Linked DNA regions of Homo sapiens: all the other regions are linked to region 6. Evidence: chromatin loops called from intact Hi-C (ENCODE). Cell type or tissue: mammary epithelial cell. All regions are shown on one strand.

Region 1 (4,000 bases), 430 kb after region 6:
CAGGCTGGGAAGAGCACTGGACAGGACTCAGCACACTGATGACATGAGGCCTGATTTAATGCAGGGCAAATGTGCATCCCACGCAGAACCTATGAGCAAGAAAATATCATCGGAGAATGGGTTACTGGGGCAGACAGGGTTTGATCCACGGACGGTAAATGAAGATACAAGATTTTGTTGTTGTTGTTTATAGAGTTAGGGTCTGGCTCTGTCACCCAGGCTGGGGTGCAGTGGCATGATTATAGCTCGCTGCAGCCTCTACCTCTGGGGCTCAAGCGATCCTCCCACCTCAGCCTCCTGAGTACCTAGGACTATTGGTTTGTGCAACCACGCCTAGCTAACTAAAAAGTATTTTAGCGATGGGGTCTCATTCTGTTGCTCAGGCTGGTCTTGAATTCCTAGCCTCAAGCAATCTTCCTCCCTTAGCCTCCTGAGTCACTGGAGTTATAGGTATAAGGCACTGCATCCGGGAGAAGGTTCTTCTAAAAGGGAGAGGATGCTGGGGGGAGAACAGGAAGGGGTGAGAGTCAGGGCAGACCCCCCAAGGTATCTGTGTCCTTCTGCCACCTCGAAGGTGGGCTCTCCTTGCTAGCTGAGTGCAGATGGCCTTCAAGGTCTGCTCTTGCTAGAATTCTCTGTCTCCCCCAGTGGGAACTATTCAGGGTCATGGAAATGGAGTCTGAGGGGGTAAGAGAACTGCCTGACCCCAGAGCTTCTGACCCTCAGATCATGTCCATAGAAACTACTGCCCCCCAGCACCAATGGCTCTCCCAGTCTTTCCAAGGAGCATCAGGAGGTGCTTCTAGGATGAAGAGAGACAAAGGGTAGATTGGAGGGGCTGCAGCCCTGTGAGCTTAAGGATACCAGCCCCATGAAAAATCCTAGAATAAACAGTTACATGCACGGTTTGAAGCCAAAAGAGCCAACCACCAGGAGTTGACAGGGGCCCACTAAGAAACATTTTGATGGAAGACCGATATCATGTGCCACAAGTAGATGGTGATCAGATAAACACGAGGAGGATGAAACAATGTCATCCACTACATATCTACCCTGGTTGCTATCTGCCTCCACTTACTGCACTTTTATGAGGCTTAAAGGAGTTTTCTTCAACGCAAAGAAAAGAGACACTTCAGAGCGTATTAGTCTATTCTCATGCCGCTAATAAAGACATACCTGAGACTGCATAATTTATAAGGGAAAGAGGTTTAATTGACTCACAGTTCTGCAGGGCTGGGGAGGCCTCAGGAAACTTACGATGGCAGAAGGGGAAGCAAACACATCCTTCTTCACATGGTGGCAGCAAGGAGAAGTGCAGAGTGCAGGCAGGAAAAGCCCCTTATAAAACCATCAGAGCTCGTGAGAACTCACTCACTATCATGAAAGCAGGATGGGAAAACTACCCCCACGATTCAATTACCTCCCACTGGGTCCCTCCCATGACACGTGGGGATTATGTGAACTATAGTTCATGATGAGATTTGGGTGGGGACACAGCCAAACCATATCACAGGGTAACAGCTGACCTCACTCGAGATTCTTACGGGCAATCAAGAACAGAACAGCACTCTCAGTTATGACTGTTTTTATGAATATTTTTTTAACATTTGTTGGTAAATTCTGGCAAATGCAATAACACAGGAAACTGAAATGGGAGGTAGGACTCTTGTAAACAGCCACGTTTATCTTAGTTTAGTATACTTACATCCCTCTAAAAAATAGAAAACTAATTACAGTGAAGGGACTTCTGTAGGTGGCTGAATATAAGATAAATATATGCAAGTAAATAGCTTTCCTATAAATACAGCAGCCAGTTAAAAACTGTGACAGGCACAGAGATGTGCTGCTCAAATCCCCTTCATAGAGGGACTTCTTGCTCCACCTGCTGGGAATGTAGTCAGCAGCCTTCAGATGCCAGTCTTTTCAGGGACAGCCTCAACGGGAGATGGACAGCCTCAACAGGAGATGGCCACCCTGACCTTCCCAAGGGTGGCCTTCCCAAGGCTGTACACATCCAGTGACTGAGGGAAGCAAGGATGAAACCCCAACTGGACACCTCCAACAGGGTGTTTTAGTTCCTGGGATCCTCATGGGGTCAACTAAGGTCATCAGGCCTGCCTGGCCCATGAGCTCTCTTTTTTTTTTTTTTTTTTTGAGACGGAGTCTCGCTCTGTGGCCCAGGCGGGAGTGCAGTGGCGCAATCTCGGCTCACTGCAAGCTCCGCCTCCCGGGTTCACGCCATTCTCCTGCCTCAGCCTCCCGAGTAGCTGGGACTACAGGCGCCCACCATCACGCCCGGCTAATTTTTTTGTATTTTTAGTAGAGACGGGGTTTCACCATGTTAGCCAGGATGGTCTCGATCTCCTGACCTCGTGATCCGCCCGCCTCGGCCTCCCAAAGTGCTGGGATTACAAGCGTGAGCCACCGCGCCCAGCCCCATGAGCTCTCTTGAACTTGACCTTGACCTCTGTCTGTCCAGTCCTGCTTCCTTCTCCTCTCCCCCATAGCATTGATTCCAAGAGTCAGCTGCCTGGAGAACCCAACATAGAATAATAATGTTTTGGGAAAAATGTCCCCTTAACAATAGCAACAGAAAGTATAAAATAGCCAACAATGAAATATTAAATGAATTTCATAAAGAAAATTAAAACCAGGGGAGAGAGTCCTGCTTCAAGACAATAGGCCATCAAATGCTACAGTTGCCCTGTGATGCTTAATTTTGGTGTCAACATGACTGGGATTAGGGATACCAAGGTATCTGGTAAAGTGTTATATCTTATTTTTGGGTATATCTGTGAGGGTGTTTCCAGAAGAGATAAGCATTTGAATCAGTGAACTGAGAAAGGAAGATCCACCCTCAACAATGCTAGCAGGTACCATCCCATCCTTTGAGTGCATGGATAGATCAAAAAGACAAAGGAAAGGCAGATTCACTCTTTCTCTGTCTCTCCTTGAGCAGAGAAATCCATCTTCTTCTGCCCTCAAGCAATGTAACTCCAAGTTGTCAGGCCTTGGACTCAGACTAAATTATACCATGTCTTCCCTGGTTCTCCAGCTTGCAGATGGCATATCATGGACCTCTGAACCTCTATAATTGTGTGAGCCAATTCTCACAGTAAATCTTCTATCTATCTATCTATCTATCTATCTATCTATCTATCTATCATTTATCTCTCTATCCATCCATCCTGTTGGTTCTGTTTCTCTGGAGATCCTCGACCTTTGCTAAACCCTGGCCTGTGACATACCCCTCTCTGCACTAAATCCATACCAATAAGAAAAAATATTCAACAATTTAACAGAAAATTAACCATCCCACTTGTAAATAAGAAGGGGACTTCTTGGTAGACTTGAAACTGGGAGGAGTCCCCAAAAATGCACAGAATAGATGGGATTATATGGGAGAAAAAACTGCTGGCCGGACAAAGTAATGTCTGCAAATGTCAAATCAGCAAATGTCTAGAGATGCCCATGCTGTCTTCAACAAAGGGAGGAGCCCCTCCAGAGAGAGTTAACACATGAATCTTCAGGAATTTCTAAAAGCTATCGTTAAAACAAACAAACACTACACAATTACATTCAGAAAGATAAAGACTACTACTTCATCCATAAAACAAAGATGGGGGTTATGAAACAGAACTAAATAGAGATGGTGGAAATGAAATATATAACATTCCATGTAAAAGATTAATAGATTGGACACATTGCAGAACAATGCAGCACAAAGGAATAAATAGCTGGAGAGTATGGAAAAATGGGACATTGAGGTTTCAGGGACGTTCAATATCTATCTAGTTGGGATTCCAGAATGGATTAAATAAGAAGAAATATTTTCAAAAAGTAAAACAGAACCTCTAGAACTAAAAAATAAATTAATCTTCAAATCGAAGGCACACACTGAGCAAATCACCGTAAGACAAAAAACTGGCCACACTATGCTCACATTCCATTACACCAAGGATAAAGAATCAACCCTAATAGTTACCAATAAAGAATGTGG
Region 2 (4,000 bases), 210 kb after region 6:
ATTGTCCCGCGTAGTCAGATGAGACAGCAGAGAGACCTGCTCCTCCCTGCTCCCTTTGACCTCTGCTGCAGAGAGGACTGCGCTGCATACAGTGGCCTGGGGATGACATGGACGAGAAGGGAAGACCAGACCCAGGTGGCATCACTGCTAAGTCAGCAGTGTACAGAAGTGTCCACCCGCAGACTTCCAGAGCAAGACAGCTAAATATGGGGTCCTGTTCCCAAGCTGTCGAGCATCCTGGTGCTGGTGGTTTCTAGCTGAGGAACTGTGTTCAAGTTATCGTTAGATGATAACGGCTCTGGAGACCCTGGTGGGAGAGCAACTGACCTACATATCTCTCTCTCCACGTACCTGGAGTGGAGCTGTGGCATGTGTGACAGTGATCCTTTCTATTGCTAAGAAACTTGAGGAATGGCTTTCTACATTTTTACAGCTCTTTTTGGTGCCCTCAGCCGTGAGTGGTGTTCAATTTGGAAAGGCTGTTAAGTGTTACAGTGGGTCCGTCTACAGCTGGGAAGGGTCCTGGCCTAAAACCCACTTAAGAAAACAAATGAGCAGCAACAGTACATCCAAAGCCATGTAAATAAATATGTCCCGCTCCTCCACTGTCCAGCTGCATGGCCTTAATTCTCTGAGCCTCAGTTTCCTCATTTGTGTGAACAGCATGATGAACGATAGTGTCTGCTACCAGAGCTGTAAGGAGCAGCACTGAGCACGCCCAGCAGCCGGAGGACAGCACCTGGCTGGCAGGGAGTGCACGAATGTGCTGTTGTGTGTGTCAGTGTGCGCACGAGAGAGAGAGAGAGAGAGAGAGAGAGAAATCTGGAAGGAGACCAACCAATCCAAAATTACGCTCAGGAGGCTGGGCCAGTGACTGACTTTAGTTTATCTATATTTGCTCTTTTTTTCCACAACTTTAGAAAGTGAACTTACTCACTTTTGTGGGTTCTAAAACTACTTTGAAAAAGAAAGAAAAAAATAGTAAATTACCCCCAAAATATTATAATGGTTACCTCTAAGAAGTAAAAAGAACATTTTTCATTTCTTTAGACATTTCTGTAGATTTCATTTTCCTTATTGCACGCATATTAGTTTTAAATCAGGAAAAAAAATAAGTCACATGGTTATAGTCACGGGTAAACCACAGGCACAGGAAAGCCCAGGAAAGCAGCTGACGGCTATCCTGGGCACAGTGGGGCGGGCTGTCTCAGGCATAAAGGGATGGCTATCCTGGGCACAGCGGGGCGGGTTGTCCTGGAGGCGGGCTGCACCATCCTCATGGGGGCCCTCCAGTGGGGCTTTCCTGTCTCCTGAGTGTACACAGGCCCCAGTGAAGGAGCCCGGTGTGGAGCCCCATACCACAGCATGTTTCAGTGTCTGCTATATTGTGAGCCTAAGCCACCCACCACAGGGCTTGACCCTGCGACCGTCCTCTCATTTCTAGAACGGGAAAGCACAGTGCTTCTCCTTGAGGGTTAAAAGGATGCTGCTGGGTGTCAGGGACTTAGCCTAGCGCCTGGGAGGTAGGTGGAGTGAATGTGAGTTGTTTCTCTCCCCTGCCTGCTGGCACCTGAGCCCCAGGCCTGCCTGCTCTTGTCTTCTGCAGGCCCCGCAGGGTGGAGCCCGTCTGCTCAGGGTTGCAGGCCCAGATTCTCCACTGCTACCGAGATCGCCCGCATGAGGTGCTGCTGTGCTCGGACCTGGTCAAGGCATACCAGCGCTGCGTGAGCGCCGCCCACAAGGTAAGGCCTTGCCTGCCTCCCAGGTTTCCAAGGGCCTTGGGAGGTAGGCGAGGTACCTCTATCTAGCATTGGAGATCTCTGCCTGCCTTTTCCTGTTAGAATCAGATGCTCCACTTGGAGGTCTCTGCATTTGCCAAGGGAGGGATTCTTCGCTTTCCTCAGTCACCTGCACACTCTCCTGGCTGCTTCCAGGAGCGCCTTGGACATCTGGCCCCAGGGAGATGATCCCTGTTGCGTTTGCCCTATTAGGCTGGGTGGGAGCAGGCTGGGTAAAGTCAGGCCCCACCTTCAAGGGCCGGGCCCCTTGTGGGTGCCGGGGACTTCTTAGCCCTCGGCACTTAGGGGTGGGAGGGTGGCAGAGGCCCGAGTGCAGAGTGGGGGTCCCAGCAAGGATAGGCCATCTGGAAGAGGAGTGGGAGCAGATGTGGCCATCAGAAGCTGCTCACAGCCACCCTGCCCTGAGCTGGTCTACAGGGGTGTGCTGGCTTGGCCTTCCTGGTGAGTGGTCCCAAGCCTCATGTGCTCTCTGGTCACCTCCCACTCCAGTGGGCCTCGGTTGTCCTGGATGCCTGTGATGCGCTCCCAGCCAGCTCCTACTGCCTTCCTCCCCCACCCCCAACTGCTGCTCTCTATCCTAGATAAGTCCTCCCCCTTCCCAGGTCCCGTAGCGTCCTCTGGTGCAGTCAGGCTGTTCCCAGCCATACCTCACCCTTGCCCCACCCCAACAGGACAGCTCCCACCTTGGGGAGCATCATTCACTCTCAGAACACCTAGTTTGGGCTCCCCAAGGAGTGCGGCCTGTTTGTGAAAATGTATGGGAGAAACAACAGGACGAGGTCTCCTTTCCCACGTAAAAGCCTCTTTGGCCTGAGTAGGAGACAGGCTGCTTTAGGTACTTGGGATGGAAAAGGCTGAGGCCAGATGCTCTGTGCTCTCCAGCCATGTCCAAGGGGAGATCTGTCCCACTGAACTGAGCGGGGTCCTGCAGCCCCAGGCCTGCAAGAGCTTCCTTGGGTCATGCCCTGCTCACACCCATCTGCCAAGGCTGATTGTTCCACTCTTTGCTGGTCACAGCCCCGTCCAGCACCGACTGTCCCTTCATGGCCAGAACACAGCCCAGAAGTAGCTCCACACAGGATGAGTGGTCGCAAGGCCTCTGTCAGCCTTCCAAGAGAGGGAAGCCCTGGGTAGGACAGGCGGCCTCCTCCTCCATCTCAGAGGATGGAAGGCTGCTCACTCTGCTTCCACGTGGGCAGGAGGCGCTGGGGCACTGGGTAGGCTGGGCCAGACCAGGGCCCTTCGCACCGACCAGACACTTAGCTCCCTACTCACCAGCAAAGTGAAGCCTCCAGATCCTCCACACACCCAATCAAGGGCAGCTCCGAGTCTCTGTTCATCACACACCTAACTCTTTACCGAGGGATCTGCTGCAGCCTCTTGGCTTCCTGGCAGGGCCTACGCCTCAGTGGCCAGCCCTAGACTCCATCCTCTCTCCATCCAGCCCCACCTCTGTGGTAGTTTTCAGCCCCTACCCACCACCCCTAAGAGTATTTCTTTAACAAACACACCTCACCAATATATCTTCCTCGCACCAAGGCAAAAATGTGATTACCAAGGAAGACAGATCACATTAAACCCCAGTGTATTCCCTGAGAGAGGCTCTGGGACACTGCCAGGTCTGGCTCCCTCCTTCCCGGCCCCTACCCCTGACATGACTAGCAAAGAAACCAGAGACTGAGCAATGGCAGTGCCAGAGGCCTGCCTGCTCTCCCCACGTGCTGCCTTGGCAGTGTGTGTGCATTTGGAGACGGCATATTCAACCTGACTCCCTCGGAGCCCCAGCACCCAGGCACTTGGGTGGTGCCCTGTGTGTGAGATGTGGCAAGTGCTGGAGAAACTCTCACCACCCTTCGCCAGCCTTCGCCTCAGAAGGCTGCTGGCAGAACCAGAGAGCGGGGAGTGAAGGGTCCCTAAGAGGGATTTGCTTATGCAAGGGGCCAAACAGCAGGGGACAGAGGCCCACATGGTCAAGGGCCTTGGGGTGGGGCAGCACTGCTTCTCTCTCCAGGATCTAACATCTGCCCTGGGGCTCCTAGGGCAGGTAGGTGATGCCTAGGCCCAGAGCCTGGCACCTGCCTGTGTGCAGATGTGCTGGGCATCTCAGATGAGGACAGGGGCCTCAGGCTGTCCACCACAGGACCCTGACTGTGCGGACCCCAGCATCCCAGCAGGCTCCTGCTGAGCTGTGAAAAATCAGA
Region 3 (4,000 bases), 720 kb after region 6:
GACCAAGGCCTGGGCAGTGGCAGAGTGTCCGGCCTTTACATCTAGGTGCTATTTCTACTCACACCGAAGAATGGGGTGTGTGTTTGGGGTGAAGGTATACCAGGAGGGGAGAGCAATAAATCCGTAAGAACAATTAAGTGATTCCCAGAATGAATGTCCAAAAGTATGGATTATCCTAGTTGAAAGGACCCCCAAGCCACAGACTCTGGACCCTGCTTTGCAGATAGGTAACTGAGCTCCCAAGCTATCCCTATGTCCTCAAATAAGTGACAGGACCAGGAATAGGATTGGGGTCTCCCCGTTGGGTCTCCCAATCACCAGCCTGAGGCTCTAGACATGCCTGTGAGCTTCTCCTCATTCCGGAGACCCCAGCGCCCCTCCCCAGGTCAGTGAGGGAAGAGAAGAGTCCACAGAGGGCCCCACTGTCTGAGCGTGGAGCTGCCTTCCCTTTGTTTAAGCCCATTGTCTTTTGTAATTAGAAAATAAATTACTTTTTCTCAAAGAAGCATGCCTGGTTCTAGCTCCATGGATAAGAGGGATAAGAGGCAGGGTGCATCCGTGGCCTGACAGGTGGAGAGCTGGCACCCTATCAGCCCATCCCGGCACTAAGGCCTATGGAAAAGAGGGGGTAGGGGAGGGGGAAGCTGGTGGGAAGGAGGCAGGCAGAGGAGGAGGGGGCCAGGAGTTTGACTAACGCAGACCCTTTGTGTCTGCAGCACCAGTCCAGCAGCCAAGAAAACAGAATCCAAATAGTTTTTGAAAGAGGGTCCCTCGGGTTCTTACTCCAGATGGGGAATGGGTTTTAAGGTGGCCCTACTGCACTGTCCCACCACGTGTGTGCGTTGACAGCATCCAATCCCAGTGTAGTTGTCTGGCTGGAGCCTGCCGGGCCAGGGCCCCCACTGAGGAAGAGCTGGGCTCCAGCTCCTGCCCTGCCCTGCCCTCCTCCTGTGCTCACTCCGTTCCGCCCCTCGGCCTCCATGCTCACCCTCAGCACCCCCACCCTAAGGCCTTCGCCTGCTGCCTAAAGGTGTCCTCAGCCAACCTGGCCGCCCTCCCGAAGGTCTCTGCCCACCCCGTCCTTCCGTGACCTCCCACCCTGCCCTGCATCTCATTACACCTGCCTGCTTTTTTCCTCCAGAGCTCTATCCCCTTCTCTCACTCTATCAAACTTGTTCTTTTCTGTCTCTACCTCCCCATGGATGGGGGTTCACAGTCCTCACAGCAGAACTGGGGCGGCCTCGGTGGGGCAGGTATAGAATGAAGCTGTCCAGGCCTGCAGGCACCCTGTCCACGGAGGCCTCGGCCTTGGAGAGAGGCTTGTCTTCCCAGCCATCCAACTGGGTTTTTTGAGGGTTTATTTCCCTGTGTCATGCCCATCCACTTCACTGTTTGTTCCCAGCACTGCAGTTATGAAGCAGAGTTGAGCAGAGAGCAGGGCCCAGGGCTCCTTTGAGGCTGGCATGACAGAGATGGCTGGCATTGGGGAGAGATCCTTAAGGCCAGGAATCTTGGAGGACAGGGCCCCACCCCATTCCTTCATGGAGATTCTCCACTGCATCAGCTGCAGAGCTGAGTTGTGTCTGGTTTAAGGAAAGCGCCCTTAGGGGCTGGTGCAGGGTCCCCAGTGCTCCCTGGCTTACACCTGTGACCTTATGCCGAGAATTTACCTTGACCAATGAGTGCCACCTGGTGGAGACACCTGGGAGGTTACGCCCACCCTCCCATCCACCCCCGGAGGTGGAGAGCAAAGCTGGCTGTTCTGACTGAGCAGAGCACAGGAGCCCAGGCCCCTGGCCTCAGGGCAGGACAGAGCCAATGAGATTTGTTCTCCAGAACGCTTCCCCGCCCCAATCCCAGCGGGCCCCACTTGAGACCACATTCTTGCTCGGCACATTCACTTCCCTCCACTTACAGGGGTCCCCTGAGAGCTCCCTCAATAAACCAGGCTCAGGCCCTGCCTCTAAGGGGGCAGCCTAAGCTGGTGAGGGTGTGAACACCACCCGGACCCTCTCCCAGGCCCGGGGAATAACAAGCAGGAGTGTGGGAATGTCAGTTGGCAGAGCCTGAGCCAGGGAGGGCCAGGATGAGAAGGCAGGGCTGGAGGTCCCCACACAGGAGGGACCTGAGCCAGGACCAGAAGGTCAACCAGGGGCCCCAGCAATTTCTAGCCCACACAGGGCTGTGTCAGAGTCCAAGGGTCAGATCTGAGGACCTGGGCAGGATTTAGCTTCAGCACTTATTGCTGGTGGAAGCTTTGCCACAAGCTAAGAACTCAAGCCACCAGTGAGATCTTCTGAGAGACAATTACTATTCAGACCCTAAGGCCTTGGCCCTGCTGGGACTCCTGAGTCCCCACTATTAGAAAGGGCCTCAGGTGTCCCCAGCATCTGTTGTTGGAATTGTACGAAACTAAAATTGCTATGCAAAGCTGCCAGGATTGCTGAATAATAAAGTGAGCTTGGAAGTAGTCCAATGACTAATTTCTTTAATATATAAAGAGTTTCTACAAATCACTAAAAAACACAATGGAAACTTTGTTAGAAAAAAATAGGCAAATGTTAGGAGTAGGAAATACAAAGTTTTCAACTATATTAGATGTTTATTATCACTTAAAATAACATATCACAAATGCAACAAGATGCCATTTTCATCTATTAGATTGATGAATATCAGAAGATTGGATAATATACTGTCCAGTGAGGATGCACATGAGCAGACCTTGCACCCTCCAGGTGGGGTGACATTTCTATCCACTTACAAACACACTTGCCCTTGACCCAGCATCACTTCCGAAAGTTCACCACAGGTGTACCAGGACTCGAGGATTGAGGTGTGTGTACAGCGTGGTGGTGCAGCAGGACAGAGGACAGAGAAATGATCTCAGTGTCCTTCAACAGGGACTGGTCACATGGACACAGCACATCCATATGGCGAGGTCCACTGCAGCCACTTTAAAAAGAAGGAAGCAGATCTGTACATGCTGATGTGGATAACCCACATGCAGACCATGAAGATCAAAAGGCAAGCGGCAGAGTGCTCTGTATGACATGCTACTATTCGTGTGTGGGTGTGTGTGTGTGCACGTGTGTAAAATATATCTAGAGTGATGCTCATGAAACTGACAAGAGCCATTGGCTCTGGGAAAGGAAGCTGGGCGTCGGGGTGGGAGAGACACGGAGTTCTCACTGTATTTTGATTCTTGTTTCTAAGATCTTTTCAAGAAACAAAGTTTAAAGCTAAACTTCAAACAGATGTCTATCTGAGACTCAGGGGAGGGGAAGAAAACAGGAGGAGCCGAGCTAGAAGGGCCCTGGGCCTGATTCAGCAGGAGGGACTAGCAGGGAGCCCCCAGGATGTTCCTGGGGAGAGGGTGGGGAAGGAAGGGACTAGGGAAAGGGGCCCTAACCACAGGGGCAGAGTGAGTTGGGGTGCCTGTGGGAGGCATGTTGGGGGGACACAACCACTCACAGGGTCCCTTCTGGATGGAACCAGATGCATTTGCCAGGGGCCAGGTCCACTGGGGTCAGGGTGGGTAGAGGTAGACTGGCCCATCTGCTTATTAGACTTCAAGAGCTGATTCCCTGGCGGGGAGCTGAGGAGCAACTTGGAAGGATCCCCAGAGTGGGGCTGATAGAGAAACCTGGGGTTTTGAACCCACCCCAAGGACCCCCGACACACACACACACACACACACACACACACACGTCCTACTTAAAGCTCCTCAAGGCTTCCCATCACTCACACACACACACACACACAAAAAAAACAAAAACCGTTCCCATAGTCCACAGGAACCCATAAGGCCCAGCCCCATCTGCAGCTGCACCCCACGCCCACCCCATGGGCACACCCGGGAGCCCTAGCCTCTGACCCACCAAGCCCCACCCACCATGGGCTTTGGTAAGAAGGTTGCTCCTAGGATGTTCCTTCTTCCCTCACCCACTCCACCCACCACCTACCTCGTGAACTCCTCTTTGTCCTTGGAGGGAAGCTGGGC
Region 4 (4,000 bases), 250 kb after region 6:
TTGTGGAAGGTTCTGGTGGTCTTTGGGGAAAGATTTGCAGAGCAAGGAGGTGACAGCTGGGGGAAGATTCCAGGGCATGCCTGTGGCCCGTTCCCATGCCCGGGACACGTCAAGCCTCTCATTTGCTCTGCCAGCTGCCCAGCTGCTGTGGGAGGGGCTTCTGGGCCCAGCCACCTCGAGGGTGGGCTGCCTCCAGGCGGGTGGCCCGAAAGTGGACAGCTGTGGCCAGGGTGTGGGCGTCGGCACGTGGGCTCCCGGCCGGCGTGTGCCCTTCTGTCCTGCCACCCGCTCTGGCCCCAGGTTCACCTGCCGTCTGTGCCCCTGTGCTCTGGTTCTCCTGGAATACCCTCCTGCTGGGTACTGGCTCCCCCTTCCCACTTTACGAGCAGCCTCTGTACTCCTCCCAGGTGCAGTTGCGGGTCCAGGGCCCAAGGTTCCTCTGGCAGGTGCTGTGTGAGTCTCAGCTTACCTCCTGTCTGTGTGGTTTGATAAAGCTGGCTTGGCTGCACAGGCCCTTCACCCTGAACTCTGGCTAGGACACAGACACATGTCCTGGGGACCATTGTCCTAGCTGGATGCCCTGTAGAACATGTGTGGGTGCACAGGGGCCCTGCTGAGTCTGGACCGTGGCGCCTCAGTGAACAGTGTGGGGCCTGCACCTGCGTCACATCCATCCTCTGGTCTGGTGTGCTGTGCCGTAGTGGCCTCCCCAGTGCCCCGCTCACACTGGCCATGCCATGGCCTCTCCTGGGGCTCTGTCTCCCTGGGCCCAGCCTGTGTGTGTGAAGGGGTGGAGGTGGCAGGTGGGTGGACAGATGGGTACATGGCGGATGGACAGCTGGACGCGTGTGCTCCCGGCTGCAGCTGTCAGAGCCAACTGTCCAGTCGGCATGCTGCTGGGTGGAGCGGGGCGTTCTGGAGCCTGGGGCCCAGCTCCAGAAGAAGCTCCTATGGCTTCTTCCCTTCCTGGGACCCCTCCTTGCACCCCTCACCCACCGTTCCTTTCCTTGGAGCTGGTGTGCCCCCTGGACCTGCCCTTCTGTGACCCGTTTCTTCACCCCTTGGTGTGACATTTGTGCCCCCAACCCTGAGTGGGTGGATGCCTTGCAGGCCGGGCCAGGGTCAGGCTCCGGCATCATGTGGCCCTGGCTGTTGGGGAGGTGGGTCATGTCCTTGTTGAGACACCTCTCAAGTGCTCCCTGCATGCCGGGCCAGGGTCCATCAGCTCAGGCTGAAGGGGCTCTGCTACCAGGGGCAAGAGGGGCCAGGGGCCATATCCCCTGGTGCTGGTAGGGGAGGGGGAGCTGGGGCTGGGCTTCACAGCGGGAAGCCGCTGGGGATATCCACAGGACTGTGAGGATGGAGGAGATGAGAGGAATCGTGGTCCCTAACCGGGGTCTTCCAGGTTGGAGCCGCAGGTCTGCGCACTGGGCATACCTGCCCCAGCCTCCACCCAGTCTGTGTCCTGCCCTCCTCGCCTTCCTTCCCCCACTCCCTGGTGGCTGTCTTAAGCCGCTGGCTTGGATGTGTGGTTGGCTGCGCAGGTGCGGTGATTGCTGTGGGCCTGGCCACCCTGGGTCCCCCTGCTCCCGCCTGGCACACCTGGCCTGGTTCTCATATAATCCTCAGAACAACTCTGTCTGAGGGAGGCAGAGAGAGGTTTGGACCCAGGCACTGTGGCCCAGAGGCTGGTCCTGGCTGGCATCCGCCTGGGTCTGAGTACCTGCCTCTGGCCACTGACCCAGAGCAAAGCAGGGGGTTTGTGGTGCTGGCATCCTAAGCGTCCGTCGGGCAGGCCTTGGGCCAGTGGTCATCTTAAACAAGGACTCCTACTCCTGCTGTGGCTGCAGGGCAGGCAGGCACGGGTGCACTTGGTGCGGGTGTGGGTGCAGTCCAGGCCCCACCGGCAGGGGTGCTGGGCGGCCGTGGCCTGGTTGCTCCTGGGCCGCCCGCTGTCCCTGCATCTCTCCTCCCAGAGGCCGTGGGCCATGGCCCTGCAGCCAGTGCAGCTGGGCCCATCCTGGCCGCCTCTTCCCCTGCCCAGCTTTGGGCTCCACTCTTCCGGGTCTGGTTTGACTTAAGCCTGCTTGGTGGCGAGGCAGCTGAGCGGATGTGGGGGGTGGCCGGCGGCGCTCAGGAATGCGGCCCTCCCCCTCTCCCAGCCGACAGCCTCTTTGGCTCAGAAACACAGCGCCCCACCCTGGCTGGCCGCCCTCAGCCCAGGCCTGATGGATCGGACTCCAACCAGGGCTTTCGCTGGGCCCTGCTGCCCTGGACCTGCCCTGCTCTGTAACCGTGAGGAGTGAGGACACAGAGGAGGGGTACTGAGTCTGGGCCTAGGCCCCTGCCCTGAGGTGGAAGTGGAGAGGTAGAGCGGGAGCAGGAGTGGGTCAGGCTGGGGGAAGCAGGCCACAGCCCGCAGCCTGAGAGCCTACCCTGGACTCAGAGCTGGGCAGACACGCCCCAAGAGTCCCATCTCTGGAAAGCCCCGTGGGTCTCTCTGTTAATTAAATACATTTGTTTGGTAAAAGCAACTAAAAATACTTGCAGCATCGTGAGCTGCGGAGAAGAGCTGGCTAATTAACGCCTGGTTTGTTTGGGATCTGGAATACATTTCCATGCCGATGAGACGCCCACCCTCCTCCACTGCCTTGCCAGGATGCCCCCACCCCTAGGACACCCCATTCTGGAGTCTCCTGGTCCACTGCCCTAGACTTCCTGTGAGCCCTGGCCTCTGCCCCCGACAACCAACATCCCTCCTTCAAAAGCCCAGCCTGGCCCCAGGGATGGCTAGGCACCCGTGGGACTCCTGTAGCCTTCACCCTGGGTGTGGCCATGCTGCTCCGTGGTGGGTGCTGGGCTGTGGTTGTCTCCAGGCCCCAATACCTTCTGGCCTCTGCTGACTGTTAAAGGGGCTGAATCACAGACTGGCCTGTTGGGGTCTGAGTTTGCCCTGCACTGGGGCTGGGGCTGGGGCTGGGGCTGGGGCTGGGGATGTGGAGAGTGAGTATGGCTGGCGCTGGTCCTCTCTGCTCATGCATGTCTGGGCAGCTCAGGGAGGGGCTTTAGACCCCTGACCTTCTGTGGGGGGTGGGGCTGGGTCAGGGAGGTATCAGCACAGCTCCAGTTAGGGCCCCTTGCTGCCGCAGATCCTGGTGGACCTCTCAAACCCCGGTGGCCGGCCTGCCCTGGCCTACGAGAGCGTCGTGGCCCAGGAGGGCAGCCCCATCCTGCGAGACCTCGTCCTCAGCCCCAACCACCAGTACCTCTACGCCATGACCGAGAAGCAGGTGGGTGCTGCACCAGTCAGACGGTGTGGCTGAAGGTGGGGGCCCTCCTACCAGGAACCCCAGTCACAGAGCAGTAGGGGTGGGGCCACATCACAAGTTGGGCGTCCATGGCTCCTGGTAAAAGTAGTTTCAAGCTGGTCTGTGCTCTGCCTCCCTGCAGACTTGTGGGCTCGGCTGGGTCTGCAGGGGAACCGGTCTGGTCACCAGGGGCCCCACAGCCTCATTGCTGCCTCCATGTTCTCCTGGGCTGGGTTTGGCATTCCCACCCCTCCCCTGTTGACTTCCTGACCACAGAAACAGATGTATGAAGGAGAGCAATTTCAGAGGCAGGTGTCACTGGAGGGTTTGGGGTGTGTACTGGGCCACTGAGTCCTCAGGCCTAGGGCTGGGTCTCTGTCCAGTGGGTCTGCCCACAGGGCCTGTGGCTGGCCTGGTCTACCCAACCTGGTGCCTGGCCCAGCTCTGTAAGGCCATGGAGTTGAGTCCCTGGCCTGGCTTGCCTGGAGTCCACCCCTGCCCTATGGCCCAACCTGGTAACCTCGTGGCAGCTGGAGGGTGGGCAGATGGGGCAGGTGGGGCCAGGTTGGGCACACCAGCTGAGGCCAAGCCTCCCTCCCCTTCTGGCTGGCTCGTTTTTCCTCTGCCCCTCCTGGGCGCAGTGGGGTTCTGCCTTCCTGGGGACCTCAGGGACGTGCCTCCGTGGGCACTGG
Region 5 (4,000 bases), 160 kb after region 6:
TTCCAGGAGCTCTCGAGAACTGACGGCCTAGCCGGGGAGAGCTGGATGCCATCATCCACACAGCTGCCAGAATGTTCTTTTAAAAACACAAATCAGCTGGGCACAGTAAGTCACGCCTATAATCCCAACACTTTGGGAGGCCAAGGCAGGCAGATCACTTGAGCCCAGGAGTTTGAAACCAGCCTGGCCAACATGGCGAAACCCCCTCTCTGTAAAAAATACAAAAATTAGCTGGGCAGGATGGCACACTCCTGTAGTCCCAGCTACTGGGGTGGCTCTGAGGTGGAGAGATAGCTTGAGCCCAGAGGTCGAGGTTACAGCGGGCTATGATCACACCACTGCATTCCAGCCAGGAGCAAGGCCCTGCCTCAGGAAAAAAAAAAAAACAAAAAAAACAAATCTTCCCTGCCCCTCCTTCACTGAAAAAGGAAAGCCTTCTTCACCCTTATTGCCCATGAGGTGCAGTCCAAGCTTTTGAGCCTGCAGCTGGCATCCTCCACGTCCCCTCCTGGCCGTTGCCCTGTGCCTCTGCAGCAACAGTGGCATCTCCTGCCCCATGCACAGCCCTGTGGCAGCCCCAGGCTCCTCGCACTGCTGCCTGTGTTCAGGAGACCTCCCTCTCATTTGGCTCATTTCTGCTCATCCTTTAAAATTCATTAAAATGGATACACCCTTTGACCCAAGAATTTGACTTATACAGTGTTCCCTACAGATACACACAAAGTTCTAGATGCCAAGATGTTCCTCTTAGCTTTGTTTATAATAGTAGAAGACTAGAAACAACCTCTGTACAAGGATGGGGAGCTGCTTGAGTGATACTCAAGGGATGACACTACAGGGTATTCATTCCTACTACTAAGTGCTGGTCAGCTGGAGTGGGTGAGGTCTCTGAGGATCAATGGAAAGATGAGGTGTGGCAGATCGTGTCTGCTGCAGTCAAGTGAGTGTCAGGAACAAGTGGGGCACATGTGTGTGCTCACTCACACATGTGCCCATGCATGCACAGCACCTCGCCCTGACAAGGACGGGGTGCACAGAGGAGTAGGGATAGGGCTGAGTCCAGGCTGGCCAAGAGGCTCAGTATTCACCACACACCCTCCATGCTTTCCATTTTTGTTTTTTAAAACCATATGTAAGTATTTTTCAAAAACATTGTTTAGTGTAAATAAAAAAAACTCAGCCTCAGTTCAGGTATTGGCTCCCAGGAAGTCAGTCTGACCCATGGTTTCTGCCAGGCTGTCCTTTCAGGTGCCCCACAGCACCTGGGAGGACTGGCTGAGTACCCCATTGTAATTATGATGCCACCATCTCAGAGCTCCACGAGGCCAGGGAGCAAGCCACACTTGTCTCAGAACCTTCTGGCACTTGGCGGGTTCTCAGTGTGCACGTTGGTAGTGTCTAGTCCTTCTAGAAGCCCTGACCTGGTGATTGGTTGAGGAGTCCACAGAGTGCCCTGCCCTTCCCAGGAGATGGAGTCTGGGTCCACTCCAGCAGCCTTGGAAAGGCCTGGTGGATGAGCAGCTTTGTGAACACAGGAAGCCAGCTTGGTATTCCCAAGTTGTGGGCCGGAGACCTTCGAGTGCCAAGGGAGCTGCGGTTGTGAGGACATCCGTCCCTGTAGGTCTGCTTAGGCAGATTAGATGAGTGGGGTAGGCGGGTCAGGACAGGACAGGACGGGGAATTTCTCTGAGTCATTCTGAGAAACAATAGAGGAAGCTGCAGCAGGGTAATCACCGCCACTTCTTGGCCTGTGGGTACTTCCTGTGACAAATCGAGTTGACCACATGTTCAAACTGAGCTTGCAATCAAACCCAAGCACTATCCAAATTCACCGGGGCCAGGCTGTTTCTGGCAGTATGGCATCTTGAGCACAGGCTCTGAGTGTCTACTGAAGCCCACAGCAGGCCGGGCCCATCTGGGCCAAGGATTCGCTCTCTGAGAAGGTTGGCAACAGGTGCCTGGGCCTGCAGGATGGTGACCTGACACTCAGGAGCCCTGTGGGCACAACCACAGGAAGAGGGGTTTGGCTCAAAGAGAAGGTCTGAGCCATGAGGTTGTTTTGTGGGAAAGGAAGTAGGCCAGGATGAATTGTGGGGGGCGGGGCTTAGGATGAGGTGCATTTTAGCTCTGGAAAATTCAGTGGCTGTGGTGGGCTGAGGTGGGTGCTGTGTGCCAAGATGTCTCTCCACCAACTGCAGGCTGGGTGATACCCTGTGTTGCTGTTGAGAGAAGTGACTTACCCAAAGAACACCGCCAGCATATGCCAAAGCGCAAATCAAAATGTGGGTCTGTGGTCCATGCCATCTCCTGATGAGGTCTCATGAAGGGGAACTTCAGACAGCTAAGCAGTTCCCACCCAGGCTGTGGCGGAAGGGCGTCTGCATGGAGTGGGAGGGAGGCCCAAAGTTGTTATGTCTCTGTCCCTACCGCCTCGCCCAGGACAGGCAGTGCTGGTGGATACTGGACTGGTCGAGGCAAAGACGTAATCTCTCGTTTGAATGTGAGGGCTCTAGAGAGAACACTGGAGCCCCCTTGCTGGGCATTTTGGCAGCAGCTGGCTGTGGTGGGAGGAGAACCTGTATTTATTTCGTGCCTGTCGTATGCCGGGAGGGTTGGCATTTCCCAGCTGTCATTCCCAGTAGCTGTAGAGGGAGGCATCCATTATCTCCTTGGCTCAGAAGTGAGGAGCAGCGAGGTGACTTGCCTAAGCTCACCAGGCAGTGGAGGGTGAAAGGCCCAGAGGTGGCCCCCAGGCCTCCCTGACTCCCCCGGCCCAGCCCAGGGCAGAATGCCAGCACCTGGTGGTTCTTCCTCATCACATGAGCCAGGTGCTCTTCCCCAGGGGCTCACCTTCCACATTTACCTCCCAGTCAGCACTTCTCTGAGGCCACGATGCAGCAGGGGAGTCCTTGGGGTAAGACTAGAGGGGGGCCTGGTTTCCATCTGGACCTGCCTTCCATGCCCTATGGCCTTAGAGGTGGGGGGTCCATCCCTGCCTCAGTTACCTTCCCTGCAGAAGGCCGAGGGGGGTCCGTGGTGCACAGGAAGTGCTTTCCCTGGGTGGCTCTGTGCACCTCTCACTTCGTGTCTGCCCAGCTTCAGCCAGGCTAGCTGTGTGCCTGGTGGGCGGAGAGAGCCAAGTTGAAGTCCTACAAATGTGCAAGGCAACGCAGCTCTAAAGTTCCTTCACTGCCACACAAGCGTGTTTCAGGGACTGACTGATCTGTGCCTGCAGTAGGTACCTGAGACCTGAAGCTCCCATTTGCTCATCTGTAGAACGGGGATAATCATGCTGCCCGTATGAGCCTTTTTTTTTTTTTTTTTTTTTTTTTTTTTTTTTTTTTGGGAGACGGAGTTTCACTTTTGTCGCCCAGGCTGAAGTACAGTGGCACAATCTCGGCTTACTGTAACCTCCACCTCCTGGGTTCAAGCGATTCTCATGCCTCAGCCTCCCAAGTAGCTGGGATTACAGGCACCCGCCACCACACCCAGCTAATTTTTTTTTTGTATTTTTAGTAGAGATGGGGTTTTGCCATTTGGGCCAGGCTGATCTTGAACTCCTGACCTCAGGTGATCCACACACCTCAGCCTCCCAAAGTGCCCATGTGAGGCTTTGAGGAGTAGATGTGGTTGTGTCTGCAAAGGGACTGACCTTAAGCCAACTCCAGGTGACATCTGCTGTACCTTCCTCACCCGCACTGGGGAGGTCTGACCACGGGCCCTGCCCCACCTCAGGTTGTTTCATTTCTGAAACTGCTTCCTCATGAGTCAGCCCAAGGCTGGCCTTCTCCCTGCTGCCTACATGTCCACATGTGGGCTTCACCACACTCCCACCTGGAGCACGGCAGGAGGCTGCTAGCAGATGCGTTAATGTCAGTCTCCCCTCAGAACATGCGAAGGTGCTGGAGCTTCACAAAGAAAGGAGGATGTGGACCTGGGCCTTTGTGGCCTGGAGCAGCTTGCCTCTGAGGCACAGCAAAGTTCCATAACCTACCCAGAG
Region 6 (4,000 bases):
TGCTGTCAATTCTGCCCAGACATTCATGGGGGTTGCTTCTGGGGACCAAGCAGGGAATATCCCACAGAGTCGTCTTTGACTATTTTCTCCTAGTGCTCATCTGGCCTTCCAGGCAGCTGACCTCAGGGCTTCCACTGAGACCCCAGATGTGCATGTCTCTGTTTGGAAGATGATCTGTTAAGATGCCACCCATGGCAAAGCAGACAGCTCTTCCCCTGGCTGGCTGTCCAAAGTATGGCCCTGGCCAGACCTCAGATGGGGGCAGTGTTTTCTACCAGATCAGACAGAATCGGAGAGAAGTGCTCCAGAGTTGGCGACTCCCTCCTGGGAATTGCTTCAGGATAAGGACTGAGATGGAGGTCAAGCCAGCGTGGCCTTTGGTGCTAGAGGGTCTGCTAGGGGCAGGCCTTGGTTGGGCATGGCTGCCTCTAGGCCTGAGTCTTGAGTGCCTGGATACCCCTAGCATGTGAGGCAAGTTCCCAGAGCTTTCTCCCAAGCCTCCCTGTAAATGAGCAGACCCACCTAGCTTTAATGCTAATTCCTTTTGCAATGAGCCTGAACTTCCTTGTTTCCCAGTTAAAGCCAGCCCATTAACACTGCCCCATCTGTCACCATAAATGGAAAGTTTTTCTAACAGGTGGGCAGGCAGTTCTCCCATGCTAATGAGGAATCGATGAAATTCCTCCAGGAACTGACATCATGGCTATGGGCCCTGCCTTTGCTGTCTCCACAAGAAGGCACAGCTGAGCAAGGGCAGTTGGTGCCCCGTGCTGACCCCAGCACAACATCTTGACCTCTTGAGGATCTGGAAGGGTAGGAGGGAGAGGAACGGTGGTCTAAGGCTTCTCATCTTTCTTGCTCTCTGGCTTTCCCTGGAGTCACCACCGGTAGGGCTGAAAAGGAATGTATGTTTTTCTTTTGTGTTCAGGCCTTGCCGGGCCTCTGGGGGACTGTTATTTTTTTTTTTTCTCTGGGCCTCTGGTTGCACTTCTTTGAAGGCAGTTCTTTTTCTCACTAATAAGAATTTGCCACCATGTGTGGTAGCTCATGCCTGTAATTCCAGCACTTTGGGAGGCAGAGGTGGGCCGATTGCTTGAGGCCAGAAGTTCGAGACCAGCCTGGGCAACATGGCAAAACCCTGTCTCTACAAAAAATACAAAAATTAGCCAGGCGTGATGGTGTACACCTGTGGTCCCAGCTACTGGGGAAGCTGAGGCACGAGAATTGCTTGAGCCTTGGAGGTCGAGGTTGCAGTGAGCCGAGATCATGTCACACTGCACTCTAGCCTAGGTGACAGAGTGAGACCCTGTCTCAAAAAAAAAAAAAAAAAAAAAGCGCCTGCATTGCCCTAACTTGATTTTTATCTTATCCTCTAGGGTAGCCCAGATTCTGCTCCTTTGCTGGGGCCCTCTAGCCAGAGCAGACCTGGGTTTTTAGGGTTTTAGAGTGTGAGTTTTTTATTTATTCTTCTTTTGTTATGTCTAGCAGCTAGGATTGGAGGCTGCCGCAGCATGGTGTGAATTCAGGAGCCGGGTTGCCTGGGGTCGAATCCTGCTTCCCAGTTGTGCTCCCTGAGCAGGGCACTGAATCCTCTGTTGTCCCTGCTGGTGATCCTGCCTCCTCCCTGGATAGTCATAAGACTTCTTGAGATAAGGGACAAGCTTAGAGCAGCACCAGGTGCACAGCACATGGAATGTGCCTGTACTGCCCTCTGAGGTTTACCAGTTATGCCCCTCCAAAGCCTTGTACCCTGTCCACCTCTGGGACACGGCCTCATGCATAGTAAAATTCACTCATCTAATGGCCGTTTAAAAATCACAGCTTTTAGGCCAGAGTCTTAGGATGAGGCCAGAGCTTAGAACCTGTGTGTGTGAGTAGGGGCACTCTAGGACTAGCATTTTGAAATTGGCATTCCTGTCCCACGCATATCCTGTGCTTCACTGGGGACAGGCTCTGGGTGCAGGAGCTGTTTGGGCTTAGAAAAGGTGGGGAAGAAGGCCAGGCTCTGAGAATGCAGCTCACTCCTTCCTATTTTTCATTTGTCACTGGTCCCTGGGAAACGGTTTTCTCCAGCAGTTTTGGTTGTTGCCACAGCCAGAGAGAACCCCACTGTGCCTTGTGAATGAAGTCCTGGAACTGTTGGCAGGACTCTGGTCACAGCAGCCCCTCTTCTGGGATCCGGTCTCTTCCTGTGGTGTGTGAGCGGAGCCCACTAGGTGGCAGGCCTGGGCCACTTGTTGGCTGGAAGAACAGGCGTGCTGGGAGAAGGCCTTGGGCAGGGTGGGGAGAAGGCCCCTTCCCCCGATGTCATCCTCTGAGGGCCTGTAACCTGGTAGCTTTGAGACTGATTAAATCTAGCTGAGGAGGCTGAAAGGCCCTCTACCCAAGGCCTGATCTTTCATCTCCTGCCCTCTTTTTGTTGGGAGACCTGGCTTTTTAGTGTTATCTGACCTCCCTTTGTTGTGGCTGCCCTGGGGGACAGGTTGACCAGGTTTGTACTGCCCTGTGGGGACTTAGCATCCCGTTCGTTCTCCCTGCCCCTTTAGCGCGGCTTGCTGAGGAAGGGCCCGCTTTTCTCTCACCCTGTTCTCCTCCTCATCCAGAAAGTTACTGATGGCTTGGCTTGGATCCAGAAAAATGTAAAGAAGGAGCAGTTGGGATTAGATGAGGAAGGAGAAATATTGGGGTTTTATGATGGGCTGGGCTGGGGCATTGACTCCTCAACCCCAGCTACTTTGTTCCTAGACCTCGTAAGTCACATTGTTTGTCATTGCCAGGTACCCGAGGTTAAGGCCAAATTAAGAACTGTGTCTGTGGACTGCTTCCCCAGCTGGCAGAGGGGCGGGGGATAGGAGGATTCCTTGCACTAGTCCTTCTCTTGGTAGCTGGTGGCACCCTTCAAGCGCCTTTTCCTTGGCTGCTTTTTGTAAAACAAGCAGATTCTGACTTTCTTGGGGGCGGATGGACTGTCACACGATTTTGGCAGCCAAGGGGATTTTTTCAGGGCCCAGGGAAGGCACATGGAGCAAACAGCTAACATATCAGTGGCTTGGACTTCCCATGGCAAGCAGCCGTTGCATGAAGGAACCTCAAGTTGGCATCTGGATATGGTCATGCTTGCTTGTTTCTGTGAAGAAGTCAAGGTTCGGCAGCAGGAGCTGTGCCGTCCTTTTGCCCACCTGGAGGCTGAGGAGGAGGGGCACTGAGGCACTCGTAGCTGGGTGCAGATCATTCCAAAGACATTCCAGGAGCATGCTGCAGCCCGCCTGCATGCCTGCCATAGCTGCGGCTTGTAGACCGGCCTTGGGGTGGAGTTCTCTGTAAACATTGGACGGGGCCTCTGTAGAAGTGGCATCAGCAGAGAGTTTGTCTCAACCTTATTGGGACCTTGGCTAGCATTCTCTTCCCAGATAAAGATCAGTGTCCTGCCTCTCTTCTTGCTTCTCTTCATCTGCCCTTGCCCCTGTCTCTCTCTCTGGTGTACAGGCGCATTGCCCAGAGTTTCGTGGGCTGCCTTTCTGCAGCAGTGGGTGAAGAGAGGGCCCACGGGTTTGGTTCTTCCTGCTCTCTGGGCTGCAGTGCTCCAGCACGAGTCTGGGTGGCAGTGGGCACCAAGGGCTGTGGTGGGCACATGCTGAGCCTTGCTGGAAGTAGTACTACCTGAGAGGTACCAGCACGTGGCCTGGAGAAGCTCAGCAGTACCTGCTTTTCCTGAGAGGGGTGGAGAGGAAAGGGATTGCCAGGCTTGAGTGTTTATTGGGAAGGTGGTGTATAAATTCCATGTGGAGGCGGGGGATCCTGTTAGAATTATTCACATGCTTCCTTAGAGTCCCAGCAGCATTGACATCCCTGTTACCCTGATCTGTAATCTCTGGTTTGTCCACATTAGTCCATAAAATAGTCATAGCAGTTAGAGCTGCAGTTCTTTGGATCACAGTCTGAACTGCCTTGAGAGAAGGTAGCAGGTAGTAGAAAAGGTTAAAAGAATCTCATCTGTGTT
Region 7 (4,000 bases), 110 kb after region 6:
GACACCGCTCAACAGACGTCCCTATCCCAGGCACACTGGTCTCTGCCTTGTCCCTTGGTGTGTAGGGAAACACAAGCTACACAAGGTGTTTGGAGGAGGAATTAAATATAGGATTTCCACTTCACAGGAAAAGGAGTGGTCAGCAAATGTGAAAAGAGCTCAGCCTCACTACATATCAGGGAAATGCAAATTACAACCACAACATGATACCATTGCACACTCGGAAGAATGGCCAAAGTGGAAAAGACAGGCAGCTCCAAGTGCTGGCAAGGATGTGGTTTAACCTAAACTCTGAGACACCATTGGTGGAGTGTAAGTTGGCATAGCCACTGTGGAAGATCGATAGCCAGCATCTTTTAAAGCTGAACATGGGTATGCCCCAGGACCTAGCATTCTGCATGTGCCCCCAGGTTCACCAGATGTGCCCCCAGGTTCACCAGAAGAGAGGCTGTAGAATGTCCATGGTAGTGTCATTCACGATAGCCCTGAAAATGAGGAGAGAGGCAAGTGCCGGTGGTATTCATGATAGAGCATTGCTGGCATGAAAGTGAGCCGTCCACAGCTGCAGGTGCTGCTGTTGGAACTCCAGACACACTGCTGAGGAAAGCAGCCGGGTAGGGAAGAGGACCTACAAACTGTGATTCCATCTACAGAAGGGGTGAAGGCAGCACAGCACATCTATGGTGTTAGCAACTGGGATAACAGTTACCCTTTGGGGGCAGCAGTGACTAGCAGGGGTCATGTGGTGGCAGGGGCGGGGGCGGGGGGGAGGGGTGGGTAAGGCTTCCTTTCATGACCTTGGTGTTAGTTACAGGTGTGTTCAGTTGCTGAGAGTTCATCTGGCTGTGCTCTCAGGAAAGAGTCGGCACACGAGGCTTCATAAAAAGTGGGCTGCAGCTGAGGAAGGCAGCCCAGCAGGGGTGCCCCATGGCCTCTGCTGCCCCTCGCTGCCAGGCACCCTCCTCGCTGGCCTGCAGCGCTCTGCTCAGGATCTGCTTTCCAAATCCCAGGGACCTTACAGGCCTTAAACATCCTCTTCCAGGCCCTCCCAGGCCCACCTGTGTTTGCCTCGCCTCCTCGTGTGACTGGAGGACAGACCAGTAGGGATAGGCTACTCGCCTTATGGAGAGACACAGCCAGAATGCGGCAGGCCCACTGTTAGCCCACATCTGTTTGCACCCGGCCCGCTGGGCTCTTGCCTCCTCTGAGTTCTATAATTCTGAGTACCTCCTCTTCTGACCAGGTTGCTCCATGTCCATTCAGTCTAATAGAGTTGCTAAAACCCTGTGTCAGGTGCTGTGAGACAAGGGTCATGGGCACAGAATGAGGGCTGGGTGTGGAGCTACACCTCACTGGAGTGCCCCATAGGCACCGCAGAATCGCCTGCTGCTCCGTTGTCTGTCCCCCGCTGAGGTTTGAGCCCTGTGCATATTCTAGCACTTGCCACACTCTGTCTTGTTAGCGCCTGTGGCTGTCTGCTCTGCATCTGTGAGCACAGTCCTTGCTGGTCTGATTCATCAGGTGATTCATCGCCAAGGGCTGAGGATGCAGTGCCTGGCATAGAGTAGGTGCACAGTAAATGTTTGCAGGAATAAAGAAGGGAACGTGTGTGTATGCAATCAGGAAACAGTGACGCAGCGGGGTTCCAGAGGAGGAGGGAGCCTTTGCCCAGAAGGCTTCTCAGTGGGAGCTGTGTTTGGAGAGAGCAGGATGTCAGTGGGCCGCATGCAGGGCTGGTAGTGGAGAAACTGGGGCTTCTGGCTGGAGAGCTTGGCCCCAGCCAGGTGCTATGTGAGAAGGGAGGCCACAGGTGGTACAGCTGGGAAAACAGGCTGGCCTGAGAAAGAATAATGGTGCCATTAAGAGAAAGAGAAAATTTAGGTGAGCCACTACACTTGGAGAAGGTTGTAAATTTAATTCTAGGCTTGCACGTATGAGGCAGAGATGACCAGCTGATGATTGAGAAGTATCAGACAGGGAGTTCTGTGTCCTACAGAATGACAGTCACTATAATTTTGTGAGCATATGCTATGTGCCAGGCCCTCTTACATAAGTCATCGTGAATCCTTGCAGCAACCCTGTAAGGTAGATTATATTACACATGTTCTACAAATGCAGAAGCTGGGAAGCAGGCTGAAGTAGCTGTCAGAAGCCATGCACACGGCTGATAGATGAAGTCAGGTCTGCGAGACTCCAGAGCCCGCTCTTCCACTGCCACGTGCTGCCTCCCACCGCCTCCCGCATCAGTGAGTGGAGAAGAGTCCAGGAAGAATGTGGTTGGCAGTGCCAAATGCTGCCTGTCAGAGACATTGAGGACGAAGTGAGGCCTCGCTCATGCTGGCGTGAAGGCCCCGTGAGCTGTGTTGAGGATGCATGTCCTGCATTGTCATGGAGACTGATGCTGGGTTCCATGTAGGGTTCAGGTTCCCCAGCACTGGAGAAGGAGGAGGTCTCCAGACACGTGCTCAGTGAGGGGTGTGTCTCGTTGGAAGAGCCGCCACCTGCCTGCCGGTCACTCCAATGTGGCCAGCAGTACTTCTGTGAGTGAGAGAGGCCCAGAGTCTGCACCAGAGATTCAGAGCAGGGTCCCCTACCTTGAGGATGTGAGTGTGAGAGGCCTATAGAGAGAAGCTGCTAGAGCCTGGGGATTCAGAGGGAACTGCTAACAATGACCTGAAAACAATACAGCAGGAAAGCTTCCCTTGGGGAAGAGGCCCACCTTCCACCGTCATGGGGAGCACTCTTTAACCTGCTGAGTGAGGGATCTGAGCCCAAGGGACTTTTGAAGAGTTTTTGAATCAGAGTTTTCCAAACACCGCATGTTCTCACTCACAGGTGGGAATTGACAATGAGAACACTTGGACACAGGAAGGGGAACATCACACACCGGGGCCTGTTGTGGGGTTGGGGAAAGGGGGGAGGGATAGCATTAGGAGATATACCTAACGTAAATGATGAGTTAATGGGTGCAGCACACCAACATGGCACATGTATACATATGTAACAAACCTGCATGTTGTGCACATATACCCTAGAACTTAAAGGATAATAAAAAAAGAAAAAGTTTTTCACAAGGTTAGGCTGAAGAAGGGTACCGCCAACTGGTTAGCCCATTAACACCTTTTTTTTAGTAATGGTACCACCATGAAAGCTACCATTTTGTGTGTTCTCAGCCGTGTATTGAAAGTGAGAAGTGAAATAGCATATTGCTTAGAGATTGACGACTGCCTTTCTTAGCAAGATGAGCTTTTGTGCACTTGTCCTGGTGGGACCAGGTCCTTTGATAAATGTGATCAATGAGACAGGAATATACAAAGAAATTGATAACCATTGACCCAGTCCAGTTCTTTTCACAGATGGCCCAAGGCAGTTAAGTGGTTTGAGAGTTTCCTGGTATTGTAAGCCTTGGGTTTTTAGATTGAGAGGGAACCGAGTTTGAATTAAGACTTTACCACTTACTGGCCTTATAGAGATGATGAAGTCACTTAAGCCCTTGAGCCCTGGGGACTTTCATCTTTAAAAGGAAGACACTAGAGTTGCATTTCCGTTTATGTAATAAAGGACATAACCTACAGGCTAGCCTGCTGTAACATATCCTTGCTACTGCTGTTGTTGTCATTGTTCCTGGAGGTCACACACCTAATGAATAAATAGCAAGGACTCTGCCTCCTTGCATCCCTGTCCACAGACCTACAGTTTTTCCACTATAGTGTGAGGATAGTGGTTAAGGTCACAGGCTCTGAAGTTAGGTACTTTTAAGTCGTGGCTTCCCAACGTGTGTACTAACCGTTATAACCTCAACCAAGTGATTTACTCCTTACTGAACTTCACTTTCTTCATCTATATAAAGTTTCTACTTCGGATCATTATGAGAAGAAATGAGATGGCTCACAGTGTTTATCCAGGAGGAGCTCTCAGTAAGCACTTCATAAAAGATTTCCATTCCCACCCCTGCCCCTGCCACTGCCACCGCCACCACTACCAACACCACCACCACCAG

The links. A loop is a pair of places that touch in the nucleus more often than their neighbours do. Peaks named below come from ENCODE experiments on the same cell type or tissue, not always from the same donor. Only the 100,000 strongest peaks of a DNase experiment are listed, where the experiment ranks them.
Region 1: it touches region 6 in a loop (21-fold over the local background); 35 of 110 quality-filtered maps call a loop at or near these places.
Region 2: a loop joins it to region 6, with 7 times the contacts of the local background. A loop is called at or near these places in 11 of 110 quality-filtered maps.
Region 3: it touches region 6 in a loop (5-fold over the local background); 5 of 110 quality-filtered maps call a loop at or near these places.
Region 4: a loop joins it to region 6, with 10 times the contacts of the local background. A loop is called at or near these places in 16 of 110 quality-filtered maps.
Region 5: a loop joins it to region 6, with 7 times the contacts of the local background. A loop is called at or near these places in 6 of 110 quality-filtered maps.
Region 7: it touches region 6 in a loop (7-fold over the local background); 9 of 110 quality-filtered maps call a loop at or near these places.

What each region holds. Positions count from the first base shown.
Region 1 is chr3:127,175,545-127,179,544 of GRCh38, forward strand. No RefSeq gene overlaps it. Among named protein-coding and RNA genes, the nearest start is that of PRR23E, 16 kb to the right of the region's middle. In mammary epithelial cell, a CTCF peak has its summit at 1,862 (motif pointing left); no DNase peak of the experiment used is centred here.
Region 2 is chr3:126,955,810-126,959,809 of GRCh38, forward strand. CHCHD6 (coiled-coil-helix-coiled-coil-helix domain containing 6) reads left to right here. Exons shown (of 8, transcript NM_032343.3): 7 at 1,607-1,742. Among named protein-coding and RNA genes, the nearest start is that of PLXNA1, 25 kb to the right of the region's middle. In mammary epithelial cell, a CTCF peak has its summit at 1,661; a DNase peak (open chromatin) is centred at 1,632.
Region 3 is chr3:127,471,705-127,475,704 of GRCh38, forward strand. No RefSeq gene overlaps it. Among named protein-coding and RNA genes, the nearest start is that of LINC02034, 64 kb to the right of the region's middle. RefSeq lists enhancers at 1,404-1,905, 1,906-2,405. In mammary epithelial cell, a CTCF peak has its summit at 1,691 (motif pointing left); no DNase peak of the experiment used is centred here.
Region 4 is chr3:127,000,181-127,004,180 of GRCh38, forward strand. It overlaps PLXNA1 (plexin A1), which reads left to right. Exons shown (of 32, transcript NM_032242.4): 4 at 3,150-3,290. Among named protein-coding and RNA genes, the nearest start is that of PLXNA1, 19 kb to the left of the region's middle. RefSeq lists enhancers at 472-1,105, 1,844-1,983, 2,006-2,300. In mammary epithelial cell, a CTCF peak has its summit at 2,198; a DNase peak (open chromatin) is centred at 2,141; H3K4me3 peaks cover 178 bases; H3K27ac peaks cover 1,203 bases.
Region 5 is chr3:126,909,901-126,913,900 of GRCh38, forward strand. The region is part of intron 5 of CHCHD6 (coiled-coil-helix-coiled-coil-helix domain containing 6); the gene reads left to right. Among named protein-coding and RNA genes, the nearest start is that of PLXNA1, 71 kb to the right of the region's middle. RefSeq lists enhancers at 1,223-2,422, 1,355-1,834, 1,975-2,054. In mammary epithelial cell, no CTCF peak of the experiment used is centred here; DNase peaks (open chromatin) are centred at 1,691 and 3,751; H3K27ac peaks cover 2,219 bases.
Region 6 is chr3:126,750,191-126,754,190 of GRCh38, forward strand. The region is part of intron 4 of CHCHD6 (coiled-coil-helix-coiled-coil-helix domain containing 6); the gene reads left to right. Among named protein-coding and RNA genes, the nearest start is that of CHCHD6, 48 kb to the left of the region's middle. RefSeq lists enhancers at 350-987, 1,626-2,263, 2,016-2,310, 2,076-2,370, 2,344-2,443. In mammary epithelial cell, CTCF peaks have their summits at 2,209 (motif pointing right) and 3,624; DNase peaks (open chromatin) are centred at 2,241 and 3,271; H3K27ac peaks cover 2,321 bases.
Region 7 is chr3:126,857,546-126,861,545 of GRCh38, forward strand. The region is part of intron 5 of CHCHD6 (coiled-coil-helix-coiled-coil-helix domain containing 6); the gene reads left to right. Among named protein-coding and RNA genes, the nearest start is that of PLXNA1, 120 kb to the right of the region's middle. In mammary epithelial cell, no CTCF peak of the experiment used is centred here; a DNase peak (open chromatin) is centred at 1,546; H3K27ac peaks cover 982 bases.